Linked DNA regions of Homo sapiens: regions 2 and 3 are each linked to region 1. Evidence: chromatin loops called from intact Hi-C (ENCODE). Cell type or tissue: ascending aorta. All regions are shown on one strand. Links, peaks and the distances in the headings refer to the core of each region. The heading gives the core; the rest is flanking DNA. Region 1 overlaps OXCT1 (3-oxoacid CoA-transferase 1). Region 2 has its middle 170 kb from the start of OXCT1-AS1. Region 3 overlaps OXCT1 (3-oxoacid CoA-transferase 1).

The links. Hi-C counts contacts between places; a loop is a spot of excess contacts. Peaks named below come from ENCODE experiments on the same cell type or tissue, not always from the same donor. Only the 100,000 strongest peaks of a DNase experiment are listed, where the experiment ranks them.
Region 2: it touches region 1 in a loop (15-fold over the local background); 30 of 110 quality-filtered maps call a loop at or near these places.
Region 3: a loop joins it to region 1, with 2.4 times the contacts of the local background. A loop is called at or near these places in 8 of 110 quality-filtered maps.

The regions. Positions count from the first base shown.
Region 1 is chr5:41,840,429-41,846,712 of GRCh38, reverse strand. It overlaps OXCT1 (3-oxoacid CoA-transferase 1), which reads left to right. Exons shown (of 17, transcript NM_000436.4): 6 at 3,932-4,038; 7 at 6,202-6,262. Among named protein-coding and RNA genes, the nearest start is that of OXCT1-AS1, 26 kb to the left of the region's middle. In ascending aorta, for the core only: a CTCF peak has its summit at 2,995 (motif pointing right); a DNase peak (open chromatin) is centred at 3,061; H3K27ac peaks cover 1,559 bases.
Region 2 is chr5:41,693,863-41,700,146 of GRCh38, reverse strand. No RefSeq gene overlaps it. Among named protein-coding and RNA genes, the nearest start is that of OXCT1-AS1, 170 kb to the left of the region's middle. In ascending aorta, for the core only: a CTCF peak has its summit at 3,988 (motif pointing left); no DNase peak of the experiment used is centred there.
Region 3 is chr5:41,791,222-41,797,505 of GRCh38, reverse strand. It overlaps OXCT1 (3-oxoacid CoA-transferase 1), which reads left to right. Exons shown (of 17, transcript NM_000436.4): 12 at 2,757-2,829; 13 at 3,428-3,503. Among named protein-coding and RNA genes, the nearest start is that of OXCT1-AS1, 76 kb to the left of the region's middle. RefSeq lists an enhancer at 2,705-2,999. In ascending aorta, for the core only: no CTCF peak of the experiment used is centred there; a DNase peak (open chromatin) is centred at 2,915; H3K27ac peaks cover 4,601 bases.

The DNA of each region.
Region 1 (6,284 bases), core at 401-5,400:
GTCAGTGTGGCGATTCCTCAGGGATCTAGAACTAGAAATACCATTTGACCCAGCCATCCCATTACTGGGTATCTACCCAAAGGACTATAAATCATGCTGCTTTAAAGACACATGCACACGTATGTTTATTGCAGCATTATTCACAATAGCAAAGACTTGGAACCAACCCAAATGTCCAACAATGATAGACTGGATTAAGAAAATGTGGCACATATACACCATGGAATACTATGCAGCCATAAAAAATGATGAGTTCATGTCCTTTGTAGGGACATGGATGAAATTGGAAATCATCATTCTCAGTAAACTATCGCAAGAACAAAAAACCAAACACTGCATATTCTCACTCATAGGTGGGAATTGAACAATGAGAACACATGGACACAGGAAGGGGAACATCACACTCTGGGGACTGTTGTGGGGTGGGGGGAGGGGGGAGGGATAGCATTGGGAGATATCCCTAATGCTAGATGACGAGTTAGTGGGTGCAGCACACCAGCATGGCACATGTATACATATGTAACTAACCTGCACATTGTGCACATGTACCCTAAAACTTAAAGTATAATAATAATAAATAAATAAATACATACATACATACATAAATAAATAAAGAGAAGACTTCTGGATTGGAAGGCAGAAAATGAGTGCAATTAGGGAGGGAATGCAGGGGGATTTAAACTGAATATTAATGTTCTATTTCTTAAGCTGGTGTTATAAAAATGTATAAGTACTGCATATATTTTTAAAATGCTACATAAGCATATTTTGTACATTTTTATATGATAAATTTTACATTAAAATATTTTAAGATAAAAAATGTGTTTTTTATGTTTGATCTTTTTCCTTTACTGTCTAAATAAGTTTAAAAGGCTTCTTGACAAAGTAAAAGACAGGAGCCTAATTGTTAAAATGAACTGTAGTAGTATCTCATAAAGTTCCCGGAAAACTTGGGATAAATACTTTGATAGCTTGCTAGAAGTTGAAAAATTAATTCACCTCGTGAAAATATGAGACTAAAATATTTCTTAGGTTCATTTCTGCCTGGAATCAGGTGCCTCAAACTCGTAGTTTTTTAATTTTGTCTGAATTCCCTAGGAATATGACAGATAATTTATTTCTTAATTCTTAGTACTTTTTTTTTTTACTTAAAGCAGGAAAAAGTGAGTTCATTTCTAAATTAGTGTTATTTATTGAGGTCCTACTCTTTGCCAAACCCTGGTCTAAGCACTGTGGTAAAATGATCTAGATCAAGTCCTCCTGCTAGTGGAGGAACTGACAATGAATGAATAAATGCATAATGTCTATAGTGGAAGTACTGTGAAGACAAATCAAGTAGATTAACAGCAAAGAGAATTAATTATCACTGGCCAGGCAGCTGATATTCCAGACTGGTGGCCAGGGAGAGCTTCTTTGGGGAGGTGACACTTGGTAGAGACCTGAATAAGGTAGGAGAACGAGGCAAGTGGAGATAAGAGGGTTTGTGCTCTGTTCAGAAGGAAGAGTAAGTACAAGGTGCTGAGGCAGCTACAGGCTTGCCGTGTTTGGGGAACAGGAGGGTGGTGAGGCTGGAACAGCACATGAGGCAGAGAGTGATAAGGATGGAGATTGAAGAGAGGCAGGAGTCAAATTCATGCAAAGTTTGAATTTTACGGAACGCAGTGGGAAGCCTATGGAGTTTTGAATAAGGGTGAGAGTGATGTAATTTGAGTTGTCTTTTGTAACTATCACTGTGGCTGCTGGGGTGGTGGTTCTTTTTTTTTTTTTTTTGCTAGGAAGCCAAGAGCAGAAGCAGCGAGAGAGGGTTTAGGAGGCTGTTGTGTTAATTTAGGAGGGAATGGAAGGTGGCTAGACCAAGGTGGTAACAGTGGAGTTTGAGAGAAGTGGTTGAAATTGGTGTTATGTTCATGGTAGAGCCAACAGGATTTACTGGTAGATAGGTAAGGGGTGTAAGAGGAGTCAAGCATACTGTGTAAGATGAATGAAGCACAGGCCTTATCAAAGAGCTCTGTTTGGAACATGGTGCATTGGAGACGTTCATTAGACTCCAAGAGGAGGTGCTTAGTGAACGTCATATCAGGGGAGAGTCTAGAGCCAGGATAGAGACTTTGGAGGCATCAGCATATAGTATTTAAATCTGTATACTAGATGAGTGTCTAGGGGCTGAGTGCAGAGCACCTCGTTGACATTTAGAAATTGGGAAGAGAAGGAGCAGCAAAGAGAAATGGGAAAGAGTGATTAGTAAGTAAAGAAGAAACCCAGGGGCATCTGGCAATTTGAAAGAGAAGGGAAATTTTAAAAAGAAGGGAATGATCAACTGAGTGTGAAGAGGTTGGTAATACAGGGCCTGGAATTGAATCATTGGATTTGCAAAAACAGAGGTCATTGACAACTTTAAGAATTATTCCTTTTTGGAATAGAGGGGATGAAAATCTCATTAGATTCAAGAAAGAACCAAAAAGTGAGGAAGTGGTGACTACGAAATGTAGAATTCTTTCAAGTGAGTATAATAGCTAGTTTGACAAAACCAACTCCTTCCCCATTTTTAAATTTCAGTAAAACTAACACTCAGCAACAGCTGGTATGTAGACACATCAGAAAATTATGTAACTAGAATATAAAAGAAGCCTATTTATTGACTTTGCCTTGCATTTGCATATATTTACCCCAGTTTTCTAGATCTGTATGTAAAACACTCAACTATCATTGTTGGTATTTACAGTGATTTTTGAAATACATAAGCCGTTCCAAAATAACTTTGTATATTGATATGTGGCTCAGAAATATCTTTCATATAATTTATCTTAGTTCCTATAGTAAGATCCTCATTCATCAGTTATTCCCTAAGTGCATTAATCTTTTTTCTAGCAGGCAACTTGGTTAATGTCTTTAAAGTAGCCTTTATTTAAGAAAGGTTTTGTTTCAAACCATAGTTGAAATAAATGTACCAAAATTTTCTATTTTCTATAGCAGCTTTTTGTAAAACGCACTTAGTCTGTTTTTCCACTAGGGGGTGCGGTAGGGATGAGAATGGAGTTCTACATTCACATGGCTCCATTTTGTGCAGTGATGGAGTGTGGCAATGGATGCTTGTTTTAATTCCCGGAAATAAACCGTCAAGAATAAAAGAACATGATGGCAAGACAGTTTTGCTTTATGTTCTTCCCTCCAAAATTGGTAGTATAATTAAAAGGCAATAAACATAAATAAAAATCAATAGCATTCCCTAGATCAGTAATGTCAGAAGAGTAGATAGGAGCAAATGTAACATTCACAGTAGCAAGAGAAACCACTAAGTACCTATAAATAAACCTAAGAAAAAAAATAAAGCTTTTATGGAGAAAATAATAAAACTATTGAAGGAGGTCGAAGAAAACCTCAGTAAATGGAGACATATACTATGCTCATGGGTGGGAAGATAGGGCTTGTTGGTTTTCTCCAAATTTACTGATTCTGTGAATCCCATTTAAAATCTCAACAGGTGATATAGGTTATTGAGGATAGCTGAATGATAGATTTTTGTAACTATTTTATGTAGGAAAACAATACATAGACCATTTTATGCAAACTGTTTTTTCAGGGGAGAGGGAAAGAAGGACTATTTTTCACATTCAATATACAACCTGTACATACAAATAGTAAAATGAAAATAGTCTATCCCTCAGGCCATAGAACTTTCAGTTCCTCAAATGCACAAATTTTCTTTTGTCACTGGACCTTTGCTTGTCTGTTTCCTTAGCTCCCCTTAGACCACTTTGACTAAGTCCTGCTTGCCTAACACTGCTTATCTTTGAAGTCTCTGGGATGCTTTTCCCTCTGAGAAATTTTCCCTCAGTAGGCTTGTATCCTTATTATCTACCTCTATCAGAGTGCCTCTATCACAATCAAGACCTATGCAAATACCTGATGATGCCTTCTCCCTCTTCTGCAGGTGAGGGAGTTCAATGGTCAGCACTTTATTTTGGAGGAAGCAATTACAGGGGATTTTGCTTTGGTGAAAGCCTGGAAGGCGGACCGAGCAGGAAACGTGATTTTCAGGTATTGTGATAGTTTTAAAAACACTCGTGCATATCAGCAACTCTAAAAATGGACATCAGAGTGAATTTGGAATTTAAAAATGTATTTTCGTAATGGCCCAAAATCATACATGCCCATGTGTATTGCACATATATAGGTGTGTGCAGGGCTGCTGGTATGTCCACTTGTGGGAGTCTGTTTAGACTGGTCGATATCTATGTTGCACTGCTTGTTAAATATTTGGATCTATATGCCCTTTTATATAGGCACATGCAGTTGTTTTTCTCCTTGTGTATTTTAGTTGCCAAGACCAGTTACATGCTTAGAAAATGTGACATCATACAATTTTATTTAATTGATATTGTAATTTACATGTATTGTCTTAAAATGTCAAAGCTAATTTGATACTCTGGAAAGATACTGCTAATAATCATTGGGGTCAGTCCTTCAGTCCTTTTGGTGTCTTCTAGGAAATGCTTACAAAGGTTCTATCTGAAAAATTGATTAACCTTTATAATACTGAATTTTCAATCCTCTCAGCCACAGACTTTATAGATTTTAAAATCTTTTGGTTATTCTAAGCATACTAAGTATTTATATCTTGGATTTATAGATTTATATAGTTGTTTTTTGAGGAATATGAAACCTTTGAGTGTACACTTAAGAGTTTTCCAAACTGATCTTGAAGACTTTACCTATCAGATTACAGAAATCATTGTTTTTGCTTATTTATCATTTGCTGCTTTCGATTAACAATTTTTAAATCTTTAGCAAATGCAGCTTTGGTGCAATTACAGTTAAGTTCTCAGTGATACTCTCATATCACTTTTTATTTCTGAAGGACTTATGTGATATTAATGCTCTTTGATTTCTTTAATTTAGCCAGTTTTTTAAAGTACAACTAATTTTGGCAATAACAGGAGTAATTTTACATCATCTTTACCTTATTTGACACGTTTGTGTAATATTTACACGTTTAGTTGCTTTTTAAAAAAGATTAACAAAATTGTATACTACCAAACAGAAAGGAATTATTGAAAATATTCCCATGTTTATTCTGCGCTGCAGTGCCTGGCTCTGGTATTTGAAGGCTGCACAAGGGCTATTCTGGGCACTGACTTTATGCTGGTGGTTAATGAGTTCGGGTGTGAAATGAAAGCTTGCATCACCAATGGTCAAGTGACCTTAGGATTAACTTCATATTTAGTGGGACAGCTGGAACAGAAGTCTGTCTAGGTTATTCAAGTGGGGGACTTGGGACTCCTTTGCCTCTGACCATTCTGCCCTTGGAGCTTTTGATGCCTGGATGTCTGGTGGGATCTAACCCAGCAACTTGTGAAAGTTCACGAGGGCTCCTTTCTCAAGGATGCTCCTATTCCTGTACTCATTCTTCAATCTGAGCAAAAGAAATATTGGTGGCTCAAAAGAGCTAGTAAAACATAGCTGTGACTTACTTCCTTTTACCAAAGAAATTCTGCCATCAACGTATATTCCCAGAGACAAAAAATATGTTTTAATTTTTACCATTAGGGGAACTGTATTGAGGAACATCAGAGTGCAAAACCATCGGCAAAATTGGCACCTGCTAGAAATTTTTACACCTCGGGGTCTGATGTGGGTGTTATACTTCCAAAAACTTCATCAGAAAATGATTCTCCAGAATGATCTTTATAGTTGACTCACAAATTATCAATGAATGTTTCATTTAGTTTCAGCAATAGGCTTCTCTTCAATAGAGAATGTAATTACTGTACCTTCTCATGTGAAGCATTTGCTACTTTTCCTTTCTTAATATTTTAATGAAAGCAAGTGGTTGAATGAAATATTTAACTAATAGGGACAAAGCATACTTGTTAAAAGATTAAGGGAAATTAACTTCAAATAAGATAGATTTATTAATATTCCTTTTTTTGTTGTAGCTATATGTTGAATGTGAAAAATAGTTCCTCTTTCCCTCAATCCTGTTCAAAACAAAACTATATACATTGAATAAAGTAGTTATGGTTTTTAAAATTTATGAGATATTTATGAAACTTTATTAATGGAAAATATGATACACTCTTTTTGGAAAGATTCTTAGATTCTTAGTTCATAGAAATTCTAATCTATAAAACCTTAAAGGTGACAGAGATGCTTATTTTTCGTCTTTTCCCCCCCACTTTCTTATCTCCTCCACCCCTGTAGGAAAAGTGCAAGGAATTTCAACTTGCCAATGTGCAAAGCTGCAGAAACCACAGTGGTAGAGGTAAGAGGTTATTTTTGAATTC
Region 2 (6,284 bases), core at 928-5,927, 150 kb after region 1:
AATTTTCTAGTGATATTCCATTTTAATCAGTATTTTGTTAAGAAGTGACAGTTCAATTTTTAGATAGGAGGGGTTCTATAGAAATAAACAAAAAGCCATGCAATCTGTGAAATTCCACAAGTTTGTTGACATCTCTAAGCTTGGTAGAATGGGCCATGATTAAACTTATTACCACCACTCTTCCAGAAAGTAACTCCTTTGCAGCACTGAAAGGAGGAGTGTAGATGGGAGCAGAATGGTCTGCATGGTGTAAAGGAAAGAGTTCAAATATGATGAGGACATACAGTTCTTTTTCTAGTTCTGCCATTTTTCTGTTTTGTGACTGTGAGCAAGTGGGCAAATTTTGGGAGCCGTGTTTTTCTCTTCTGTCAATGAAACCATAGACTTTTGCCATCCACTGAGAGCAGCCTTTCTGTAGACAATGGAAAATTGCTTTAACAATGGACTGGAACATCTCTCAGATCCTTAAAAGTGATTCCAAACAATGTAAGAAACTATAATCTATAGGGTAGAGAGATGGAAATTGACTAATCCAATAGTATGAGTCACTACAGCTAATGCTGAATGGAAAATTTAATTTTTTAAATAAATCACAAATTATAATTATAAAATGTAGTTGGTGCTACAGTTTCTACAGAAACTAATTTATAATTGCATGGAGTATGGCATTGTTTTCTTTTCCAAATGAATCTCTAGTATACTTTTACATGAAATATAGCTAATCCTTGGCAGTAAGAAGTTCAAAGCTTGAAGAAGTATATTATGGCTTGGATATGAAGTTTCAATGAATTTGATTTCCTTTTCCAGACTTTGATAGTTCATGAGAACCTTATTATAATCACACAGCATTTTTTTGTGTCTCTATTCCCATCTATTAAATGGGAAGGATATTATATTTTATGAAAGTTTAAGAAGATCACAAAATCAAATGTCTACAGGGATTGAAGAGTAAGAGGAAATGGGTGAAATGAGCTATTGTATAAGTAATAGGGAGTGCTGGGAAGTGTAGCACACATACTGGAGACATAAGAACTCATTTAAACCATCTGACTGGCAAATCGGTTGGCACAATGTGTCATGTCTTTTGATTTTTTTTCAGGTGTATTTTATGTGTGAATCTCCATTTTTTTTTTGCATTTAATTTAAAAAATTTAGGTCACCGTGCAGATCAAACAGAGCATGTTTCTGGGCCACCATGTGAACTGTACTTTAGAGCATGCCACGAAAAGAACATTAAAAGGTTTCTCACTGTGGTTTAGATTTGCATTTCCCTGACGATTAGAGATGCTGAACATTATTTTTTCATATATCTGTTGACAGTTTGTGTGTCATCTTTTGAGAAATACCTATTATGATCTTCTGCCCATTTTTTAATCAGGTCATTTGTTTTTAAGTTGATGAGTTGTTTAAGTTCCTTATATATGCTGGATATTAACTTCTTGTCAGATGTATAGTTCACAACATTTTCTTCATTCTGTATGTCATCTCTTCACTTTGTTAATAGTTTCCTTTGCTGTCCATAAGGTTTTTAGTTTGTTATAATCCAATTTGTCTATATTTGCTTTTATTTCCTGTGCTTTTGAGGTCTTATTTTAAAAATCCTTGCCCAGCCCAATTTGGGAAGTATTTTCCCTGTGTTTTCTTTTAGTAGTTTTGGAGTTTCAGGTTTTACATTTAAACCTTTAATCTATTTTGAATTGATTTTTTTATATGGTGTCAGGTAGTGGTCTAGTCTCATTCTTCAGCATGTTGATAGCCAATTTTCTCAGCACCATTCATTGAAGAGATTGTCTTTTCACCAATATGTGTTCTTGGCACTTTTGTAGAAAAATCAGTTGGCTGTCAGTCTATTCACTTCAGTTAGAATGGCTACTATCAAGAAGGCAAAAGAAAACAAGTGTTGGCAAGGATGTGGAGAAGAGGGAATACTTACCCACTGTTGGTGCAATTGTATACCAGTATAGCCATTCTGTACTGGTAGTATGGGGGTTCTTAAAAAAATTGAAAATAGAACTATCAGGTTTTTTTTTTCCAAAATGGTAAATTAGAGGCTTTTAGTGTGCCTCATACACTTAGACACAGCAAAATAGTGCATGAAGATCAATATTGTGAGCTTTTATTCAAGAAGGAATATGGGAATTCACCCAAAAAGCAAAGGACTCTACATTTCCTGGAAAAGAGAAGGCAGAAAGCAGGCTATATGTCAGCATTTGCTGATAAAAGTGAGTGAATCCCCAGTACATGAGAGGCGGACAACATACCTGTGATTCAGTTTTCCATTAAGGATCCATGCAACTCAGGCCATGAGGGAGCACCTTGGGTCTCTGAAGTGCTGGAGCTAGCTTGGGGAAAGGCTGGGAGACAATAACAGGAAAATCCACTGGGAAAAGCTACAGGCATATTCCCAGACCCAGGACTGAGAAGAAAGTATCTTTCTTTTCTTTTCTTTTCTTTTTTTTTTTTTTTTGAGATGGAGCCTTGCTCTGTTGCCCAGGCTGGAGTGCAATGGCACAATCTCAGCTCACTTCAAGCTCCGCCTCCCAGGTTCATGCCATTCTCCTGCCTCAGCCTCCCGAGTAGCTGGGACTACAGGCACCCACCACCATGCCCGGATAATTTTGTTGTTGTTGTTGTATTTTTAGTAGAGACGGGGTTTCACCAGGTTATCCAGGATGGTCTCGATCTCCTGACCTCATGATCTGCCTGCCTTGGCCTCCCAAAGTGCTGGGATTACAAGTGTGAGCCACCACTCCCGGCCGGAAGATATCATTTTTAATCTGGACTCATGCAGTCACTCATTGATTGATGATCTGGCAGTGGTGTCTGTCACAAGCAGTTTAGTCTCCAGCCAGAGATTAGAGCATTTGCTCTGGAGTGTGGGAAGACTGCCCAAAGACAAAATTGAATGGCAAATGTAGAGTGCACCCCATAAGTAGGTGCTAGAATTGGGCTTTCTCCCATCACTGAACTTGAGCAGGAGGAGAATTGCCGAAGCTGCAGGTTCTCCTGAGTGGTGTAATCTCTGGCCAGGAACAGCTTTGTAGCTTGAGACTGGTCTGCCTCTGTCATTGCTGGGTGCCCCAGATTGCTCCCTTGGTCAATCAGGAGACAGTGCCCCACCAGCTGTAAGGTGCAAGAGGGAGGCAGACCCTACTCTTCCTCACCCGGAATGGGAACGTGGGCCACATCTCTCTTCCCTTGCAAAGAACTTGGTGCAGTGGTGCTCCTTCTTCTCCACACCTGGGCATATTTCCAGGCATTTGGTACAACCACTTGCCTGGAATAGGGGCCTGAGTTGCCCCTTTATTCCCCTGTAAAGACCTTTCTGCATCAGCTATTAAAATGTTATGCAGGAGTTACTCCACTTCTTGCCAGAGTACATATCTCCAGGTATTTGGCACACCTGCTGCCTGAATTAGGAGCCTGAGTCACCCCTTCTTTCCTGTGCACAAATCTGGGTGCAGTGGTGCCCTCTCCTCTCCATACCCAGGCATAATTCCAAGCAATCAGTGCACCTGCTCACCTGGAGTAGAAGCCTGAGTCACCCCCTTTCCCTCTCACCACCCATCTTGGTGCACTGGCACCCTCTACACTACATGCCCAGTTATATCTGCAGGCATATGACTGGAGCACCCACTCTTTTTGATTAGGAGTTTAGGCCACCTGTCCTAGGCACAGAACTTGGAACAGTGGAGGTCTGTACACTCTACTCCCCAGTACATCCCTGGGTGCTTGATGGCTGTACCCTGAATCCCACCTTGGACCTGGTGATTATGCCTGCCATTGAGTGATGGTGTAGGCAGGCCTGCTGATCTGGCCCTTAGTCCCCACTCAGGGGCTAAGCAGGGAGCTCAGACTATTATGTATGCCACAGGACAGTCTAATGTCTGAATCTACAGGGAGCTTCTCATGGTAAACAAAGATCAAACATATACCATTTTTTATCAGCTGCAGCCAGCTCTTATCCATAAGTGCCACCTACTGGCTTGGAGGTTGAACTGTATAACCCAAAAGAAAAATCTGCTGACACAAGTGCGCAGCACTAGGGAATGAGATAAGTCTCATGAGACCACCACCCTCCCAGCCCCACAGGAGGAAGCAGTGAGTCTGTTCACACACACAGTACATCACGACTTCAACCAGCATTTGAGAAAGCCACCAAACAAAAGCTATCTATAACCGAGGAACTTATACAGAATCTTTAACATTGAAAGCACCCAGAACTGATGCCAAAGGATCCTGCACAACACACACTCTAGTCATATCCTCAAAATGGGGGGAAATCCCATCCAAATGAAAATAAATTCGAAAGTAAGAAGGAAAGGAACCAGAGAAACAATTCTGTAAGTATGAAAAGACAGAGTGTTACAACACTCCCAAAGTACACACTAAGTCTTCAGCAGTGGATCCTAATCAAAATGAAATCTTTGAAATATCAGAAAAAGAATTCAAAATATTGACTTTAATGCTTAATGTGATCCAAGAGAAAGTTGAAAACCAACACAAAAGAATCAGGAAAACAATTCAGAATATGAAGAAGAGATAGATACTTTAAAAAGGAAAGCAGAACTTCTAAAATTGAAACAAAAATCATGGAAGGAATCATAAAATACACTTGAAAGCCTTAACAGTAGGCTAGACCAAGCAGAAGAAAAATTTTAGAGTAGAAAGATAGGGCTTTTGAATTAACCCAGTCAGACAAAAATAAAGATTTTTTTTAAATGAACAAAGCTTTTGAGAAATATGGCATTGTGCAAAGCATCCAAGCCTATGAGTTATAGGTATTCCAGAGGGAGAAGAAGAAAAGGTAAAAAGTATGAAAAACCTATTTGAGGGTCTAATGCAGGAAAACTTCTCTGGTCCTGCTAAATATCTAGACATCCAGATACAAGAAGCTCAGAGAATCCTTAGAAGATACACTTCAAGAATAACTTAACCAAGGCATAGAGTCATCAGACTATCCAAAGTCAACATAAAGGAAAAAATCCTAAAAAGTGACAAGAGAGAATCATCTAATCACCAGTAAAAGAAATTCCCTCAAACTAACAGCAGACTTCTCAGCAGAAAGTTTCAAAGCCAGAAGAGTTTGGAGTCCTATTTTCAGTCTTCTTAGAGAAACAAACAATCCAACCAAAAGTTTTGTGTGCTGCTAAACCAAACTTCATAAATGAAGGAGAAATAAAGTCTTTTCCAGACAAGCAAACACTGAGGGAATGTCACCTCTAGGCTGCTCCTACAAGAAATGTTCAAAAGAGTTTGAAACATGGAACTGAAAGGGTAATACTTGTTATCATAAAAACACAGGTCTTATAAATCAATTACACAATCGAGATTGCAAAGCAATTAGGTAATAATTCACATTATGGCAAGAACAAAACCTCACACATCAATACTAATTTTAAAGGTAAATGAACTAAGTGCTCTACCTAAAAGATATAGAGGTTAGCAGAATGGATAAAACACTAAGATGCAACCATATGCTGCATACAAGAAATTCACCTAATGGGTAAATACGTTTACAGCCTCAAAGTACAGGGATGGAACAAGATATTTTGTGCAAACAGATACAAAAAGCAAGCAGTAGTAGCTATTCTTCTATCACATTAAAAAGACTTTAAATCTACAACAGTAAAGAAAAAAAAGACAAAAGAAGTCATTACATAATGATAAAGAGATTGATTCCAGAAGAAGAGATAATAATCCTAAATATATATGCACTTAACACTGGAGCATCCAGATTCATAAAACAAATACTATTAGACCTATGAAAAAGGATAGACAGCAATACAATAATAGTAGAGGACTTTAATACCCCACTGACAGCACTAGATAGATCATCAAGGGAGAATATCAAAAAAGAAACTCTGGATGCAAATTGGACTGTAGACCAAATGGACCTAACAGACATTTACAGAAGATTCTACCCTGCAACTGCAGAATACACATTCTTCTCATTTGTGCATTGAGTGTTCTCAAAAATTGACCATGTTGCAGGCCATGAGGCAAGTCTCAATAAATTTTAAAAAATTGAAATCATATCATGTACCTTCTTGGACCACAGTCGAATAAATCTAGAAATTAAAACCAAGAGGAGCCCTCAAAACTATACAAATACATGGAAATTAAATAATCTGCTCCTGAATGATTTTTGGGTCAACAATGAAATTAAGGAAGAAATTAAAATTTTTTTAAAGTGAAAGCAAGTTAATTAGAGAAGCAAAGAAACAAAAGAATTACTACTCCATAGTCACAGAAACCCACAAAATTTTTGAAACAAATGAAAA
Region 3 (6,284 bases), core at 711-5,710, 50 kb after region 1:
ATTGCCTTTAGTTACGACTTTTCTTGACCAAACTTGGACATTCTATGTGAAAATCATGGATTCAATTTTAGGATACTTATTTTTGTTTAGATATTGGATGTTTAAAAATGCTGAAAATTAACCTTGCTTCAAAAGAATGTAATTTTTAAGATGCAGTAATGTATTAGCAGAGGCCTTGATAATGATTTTTCAAGAGAGTTGTTTTCTAGGCTCTTTAATAAAACTATGCTTCACAAATAATATAGGGAGATCCAAAGCTCTTCCCATTGATCTCAGTTTCCTATAACATGGTAAATATGCCTTCTATGTATTATCAGCCAGTGCAGGTTGTCTTTTGGAAGTCAGTGTTATTTAGCCTCTAAAAAACAAAGAACTGGAATTTTTAATGTTTTTCTTCCTTTTTGTCCTACAAATTCCTCCTCCTTGACTTCCCACAGGACTGATGAGGATCTGAATTTGCAGGTTATAGACATTGTGTCTAGAATAAGGTTTAGTTGTGTTATGCCTGTCTTAAAACCTAGAGCTCACACAGGCTGGCCATACAACCCCACCATATAAGCCAATTGCTTGGTCCTGTGGCATTTGTCCCTAGAGGGGCAATGGCATTATCTCTTTTATAAGTAGCTTTGGAGAGAGGAATAACAAAAATGGCAATAATAAAAGGTGACGTTTATAAAGCCCTTTCTCTGTGCCAGGCAAGTTAGAGTAAGGACTTTGTATGCATTATCTAATTTAATCCACTACGTCTTACATGCTGTTTAAAAGCCCCTGCTAACCATACCAGGAAGTATTTTCAAAACTTTTCAATTTTGTGTACTTTAAAAGATACAAAAATATTTCTATCATTTGGAATAAAACTCCCTCGAGAGATATATATTTATATCAAGATGAAGTATTTATATATTTATAAATAAGCTTACTCTTTCTCCATACTCAAGTTTTAATGGAGGGGGATATTGATGGAAAAGTTAGCTTTCGGGAAAGACTTGAGAATCTGAGGATATAACTGTGTTGCACAGCTAGGGATATTCAGACTGCCTGTGGTCCTTTTGTTTCTGGGAGCTATTTCCTATTCCAATTTTGGAATAACAGTTTTGCTTCTCTTTCTTTTTGTCTGCCCTATTATACTGAGGCCATGCATGGGGTGTTCTCAAAACAGGTGACTTATCTTTGGCACAGTGGTATGTGAGCACCTTCCTGGTTGAGACCAGAAGCTATTCCCAGGCCCCTGAAGCTCCTGAATAGAGAGGAAATAGATCACAAGATGGGAGCAGCTTAGATATGAGTCAGGTGATTTTATTAGTTCTATGGGGAGTAGATGACCTTGAAAATCTTTTCCAGCTCTGAACCTCATTATGAGATGTAAGTCTTGGGAGATGTCCTTCCAAGGGGACCTCTTGGAAGTTAACCTTAGATACATTGGCCAGTATTACCATGTTATTCCCTGATTTTATGAAAATCCTGTGGTTTTAATAGAAGCTTATGGGGCAAGAGAGTACAGATGAGTCAGAAAAAGAAAGAAAAGGGGAGAGAGATGAAAAGTCGAGAGTTCAGGCCAAATGAAATTAAGGAATTAGGTGGGTCCTTTTTTTCTATATGTGTTTTCTAATTTTATTTTTATTTCTCCCCAGCTTCACTGAGATATACTTAACCAATAAAAATTGTTTATATTTAAGACGTGTAATGTGATGATTTGATATACATATACATTGTGAAATGATTACCACAATCATTAATTATCACATCCATCACCTCAGAGTTACCTTTTTTTGTAGTGAGAACTCTTAAGATCTACTTTTCTAGCAAATTTCAATTATACAGTATAGTATTAACTATAGTTAATACTATATGCTGTACATTAGCATCTCAGAAGTTATTCTTATCACTGAAGTTATTTGTTGATTAAAAAAAGAAACTGCGGTGCATCTCCTGTGTCATTCCCTTCAAAATTGCATTCCTTCTTATGTTCATGTTGATTCCACAGTCTCTCTGTCTCAGTGACTTACAGTAGCATTAGATTCTGACAGGTGTTACCCCAGAACTTCCTTCCTCCTCATTCCTAAGTAGTATTTAGCAGAGGATTGTGAAGGGAATGGGGATGGCGAGAGGCTGGAGAGGTATGGACAATAGAGGGGTGCATTTCCTGTAGAACAGGGGTCCCTAACCCCTGGGCTGTGGACCAGTACCGGTCCATGGCCTGTTAGGAACCAGGCTGCACAGCAGGAGGTGAGCAGCAGGCGAGCAAACGAGCATTACCATCTAAGCTTGGCCTTCTCTCAAATCATCAGCAGCATTAGATTCTGATAGAAGCCCGACTGAACCCATTGTAAACTGTGCATATGAGGGATCTAGGTTGCCCGTTCCTTATGATAACCTAATGCTTGATAAGCTGATGTGGAACAACAGTTTTATCCTGAAACCATCCCCATCCCCCAGTCTGTGGAAAAATTGTCTTCCATAAAACCGGTCTGAGGTACCAAAAAGGGGACTGCTGCTGTAGAGAATTTCCAAACAATAAGAAAACTAAAAGTGGTCTGCTTTTCATTATCATCATGCAAAGGCAAGAGCAATGTCAGTGACAAAATGCTTTCCACCACAAAAGGTTCCTACTGTGTCCCCCCACCTGCTATGTCACTGCATTTTGGTAAAGGGAGCTTAAGTTCTTTTGGGAATGGAGAAGATGTGGACCTCTGTTCACCATGATACTCTTAGAAATCTAATAGCCTTTTCTTTCTTTTGTGTGTGTGTGTGTTTAGGCAAGGAAACAGTTACTATTCTTCCAGGAGCCTCTTTTTTCTCCAGCGATGAATCATTTGCAATGATTAGAGGGTATGTAATAACAGAGCCCCTCATGTTTCAGACAGTATGGAATGAGCTGAGTCATCGTCTGAGTGTGTTAGCAAGGCTCTGAAACACAGCCACATTTCCCAGCCAGAAAACTATCAGGAGTTTGTTCGGCTGCAGGGTGTGAAATTATTCACATCGAATGTTGGGCATTGAATATCCAGCCCACTGTTAGGAAAAGAACCCCCAAAATGGAATCCATGCCTTTGTGCCAACCATACTGAAATAAACATTTCTAAGGTGCTTTCTGAGGATTCTAACATTTTCTTCAAACTGTGTTCACTTTCTAGCTAGTGTTTGTGTTCAAGTAGTCACATTCTGCCTCACTGAAGGAAACAGTCTTCCTGTGTACACCTGTTCATAGTTTGTTATTGAAACAATGTATACTGTAACTTTTTTTTCAAAAAGAATTTTTAGTGATTATTTCTCTGTCAGCATGGAGCTGATCTATTAGGAAATCAGTTGTGTGGTGGGGGAAGCAAGTATATTTTGGTGGTATGAAGTTATTCTAATTGCTGGCAAGTTCAAGCAAAGGGGACAAAAGCTTATGAGGTTCACTTTATTCTTCCTCTTTCTTTCTCAGTGGACACGTCGATCTGACAATGCTAGGAGCGATGCAGGTTTCCAAATATGGTGACCTGGCTAACTGGATGATACCTGTAAGTAGACATTTTTTATTCTGAATTATGTTTGGATCAGAATAATTATATTTTAAATACTAAGAAAAAGGGCCATGAGATCACGATTCTTTAAAAATGAAATATTTTAATATATATTTCTTACTAGAATCAAATTTTAATTAAGTAAGCACTGAGAAGTATTCAGCTTTGCCAATTTACTGTGCATTTGGGACTAAAAGTAGGCAAGGTCAGAGCCGAAACCTCTTGCTTAGAAGAAACCAAGTTAGAGAAGACTTAAAAAACAGAAAAAGGGCTAATTATACTCTGAAAATAAGAAATACAAATATTTACCATAACTAAAATTTTAAACTAGGAAGAACAATTAACAAGTTTGTTAGCGTTGTTAATTAACTTTGCTAATTGTTAATTCTATTAATCAGTGATTGAAATCATCTTGATTGGTCATGTGACCCCATAAATAATCATTGTCCTCTGCTATGGAATTCAAAACCTGTGAGAGTTTAATATCCTTGTGAAATGCACAGTTGTCATTTAATATGAAATGCACAGTTGTCATTTAATAGTGACCTAAATCAAGGAAGAAACCTCTTAGAATTAGCTTTGGAAAGAGGACTGTTATCACTGACTTAATTCATGAGTGTAGTTCATTATAGACCAGGATGTTGCTTCCCAAGTACGTGCATGGAAACAATAATGGGTATGTTTATGATTATGAGCTCATTTTGGCTGGTAGCCCGGTTGCTCTTTGTGTGTGTGTTTAAGGATTTCCATATGTTTCTCTATAGAACAAGCTAAGAAGAATCTTGTCAAATAACTGAGGCTGGTGGTCTATGATAGGACAGTTTTCTTGAAATCTCTTAAATTTGTTTTCTAATAATTTTTTGAGGAAGGTGGATTAATGTAGTTGATAACAATGTTAGAGATCATGTTAGTCTAGCTCATTTGATCTAGAGATCATGTTAGTCTAGCTCATTTGATCTAATGCCACCTGAAATGTTATGTTTAAGTTTTAATAATTATTCAAGCCCTAGTTTTCAAACTTGGTGGTGTATTAGAATACCTCAGAGTTTTAAGAAATTTTGATGCCTGGGTTCCAGCCCAGGTAGTCTCTAATTTAATTAATCTGGGATGTAGCCTGGACACTGGGTCATTCAAAGCAACTCAGGTGGTTCTGATATGTGACCAGGTTTGAGAACCAGCATATTAAAGATTGATTACAACTCACTTCATTTTAAAATGTAAGAGAAAAACATCATTGAGCCATCATAATAAGAACCCTTAGCAAATTGTGGATTATATTGTTAGTTTAGTTGTAAAAATACTGATCTTTCAGAATCAGCCATAGTTACAAGGGTTAGCAGCTTTTGATTGCTTCAAAAAAATCAGGGAGGGTCTCCTGAGCATCGTACAGTGAGTCAGATAGAAAGTTTGTGGAAATACTTGTGTAGGATATTACAATGTATTTCTGTTTTCAAATTTTAGAAAAGGGCCATACGGGGTAGTAGAGTGACTATAGGAAAGCAAGCCCTGGGTTTTAGCACTGACTCTACCAGTAATCAAGGTGTGATGTTGAACATTTCACTTATGCTCTTTGGGTTAAAATGCCCTCATCTATAAAGTGAGGGTTTGAGAACAGATAATTTTAGGGGTCTCATTTGGTTCTCTTAGCTTAGTAGGTAAGAGCAAGGCCCTGTAGTGAGATAGTTGTGGATTAAAGTCTTATTTCTGACGCTTGCTGGCAGTGTAACTTGAGCTAATTTCCTATTTTTCCTCATCTGTAAAAATGGGAATCATATAACAGTACCTACTTTATAGGACTATATGAAGGAATACATGTGACAATGCATACAAAGTACATAGCACAGAGCTTGACACTTAGTACCTGGTAAATAGGTTATTGTTCTTATAAGAAGTTGCGGGCCGGACGCAGTGGCTCACGCCTGTAATCCCAGCACTTTGGGAGGCCGAGGCGGGTGGATCACGAGGTCAGGAGATTGAGACCATCCTGGCTAACATGGTGAAACCTCGTCTCTGCTAAAAAATACAAAAAATTAGCCGGGCGTGGTGGCATGCGCTTGAGTCCCAGCTACTCGAGAGGCTGAGGCAGGAGAATGGCGTGCACCCGGGAGGCGGAGCTTGCAGTGAGCAGAGATCGCGCCACTGCACTCCAGCCTGTGGGCGAAAGAGCGAGACTCCGTCTCATAAAAAAAAAAATAAATAAATAAAATAAAAAAGAAGTTGCGGATACCTGGCAAAGAAGAGAAAAGCATTGGGTCCTATGAACAAAAGCAATAGGGTTTTAAATACATCTATTTCTCTAGACTAATGATTTTTGAAATCAATTTGCTCAGTGGTCCTGGGTATGAAGCAGAAATGTGTTAAATATCTTCTTCCCTTCGGGGAACATGGGCATCTTCATATCAGTATAAGATTTGTTTATATTATGATTTAGCATGTAGTAAGGCTGGAAGCTCTCATAGTGGTAGTGTACACTATGTAGTTATTTGTAGGAAAGCTTTTCCAATGCGTACCATATTTTTACATATCCTGTTAAGATTCCTGTGAATGATTAAAATACAAATGTTTATTACTTTATACTTTTCTCAATATAACTTGGAGCCCACGAGTTCCCAAAGGAATGGACCTAGTGGGATGAACAACTCTGGAGTTCTGTAGGAACATCATGGAAGTCTAGTTGAGAAAAATTAAGCATAAGAAGTGTTCCTGGGTTTGGTTCCACTGTTTTGGTAATGGAAGTTGGTAGTGTTACTTCTGATTAGCATTTTTTTTGTTGCTTTC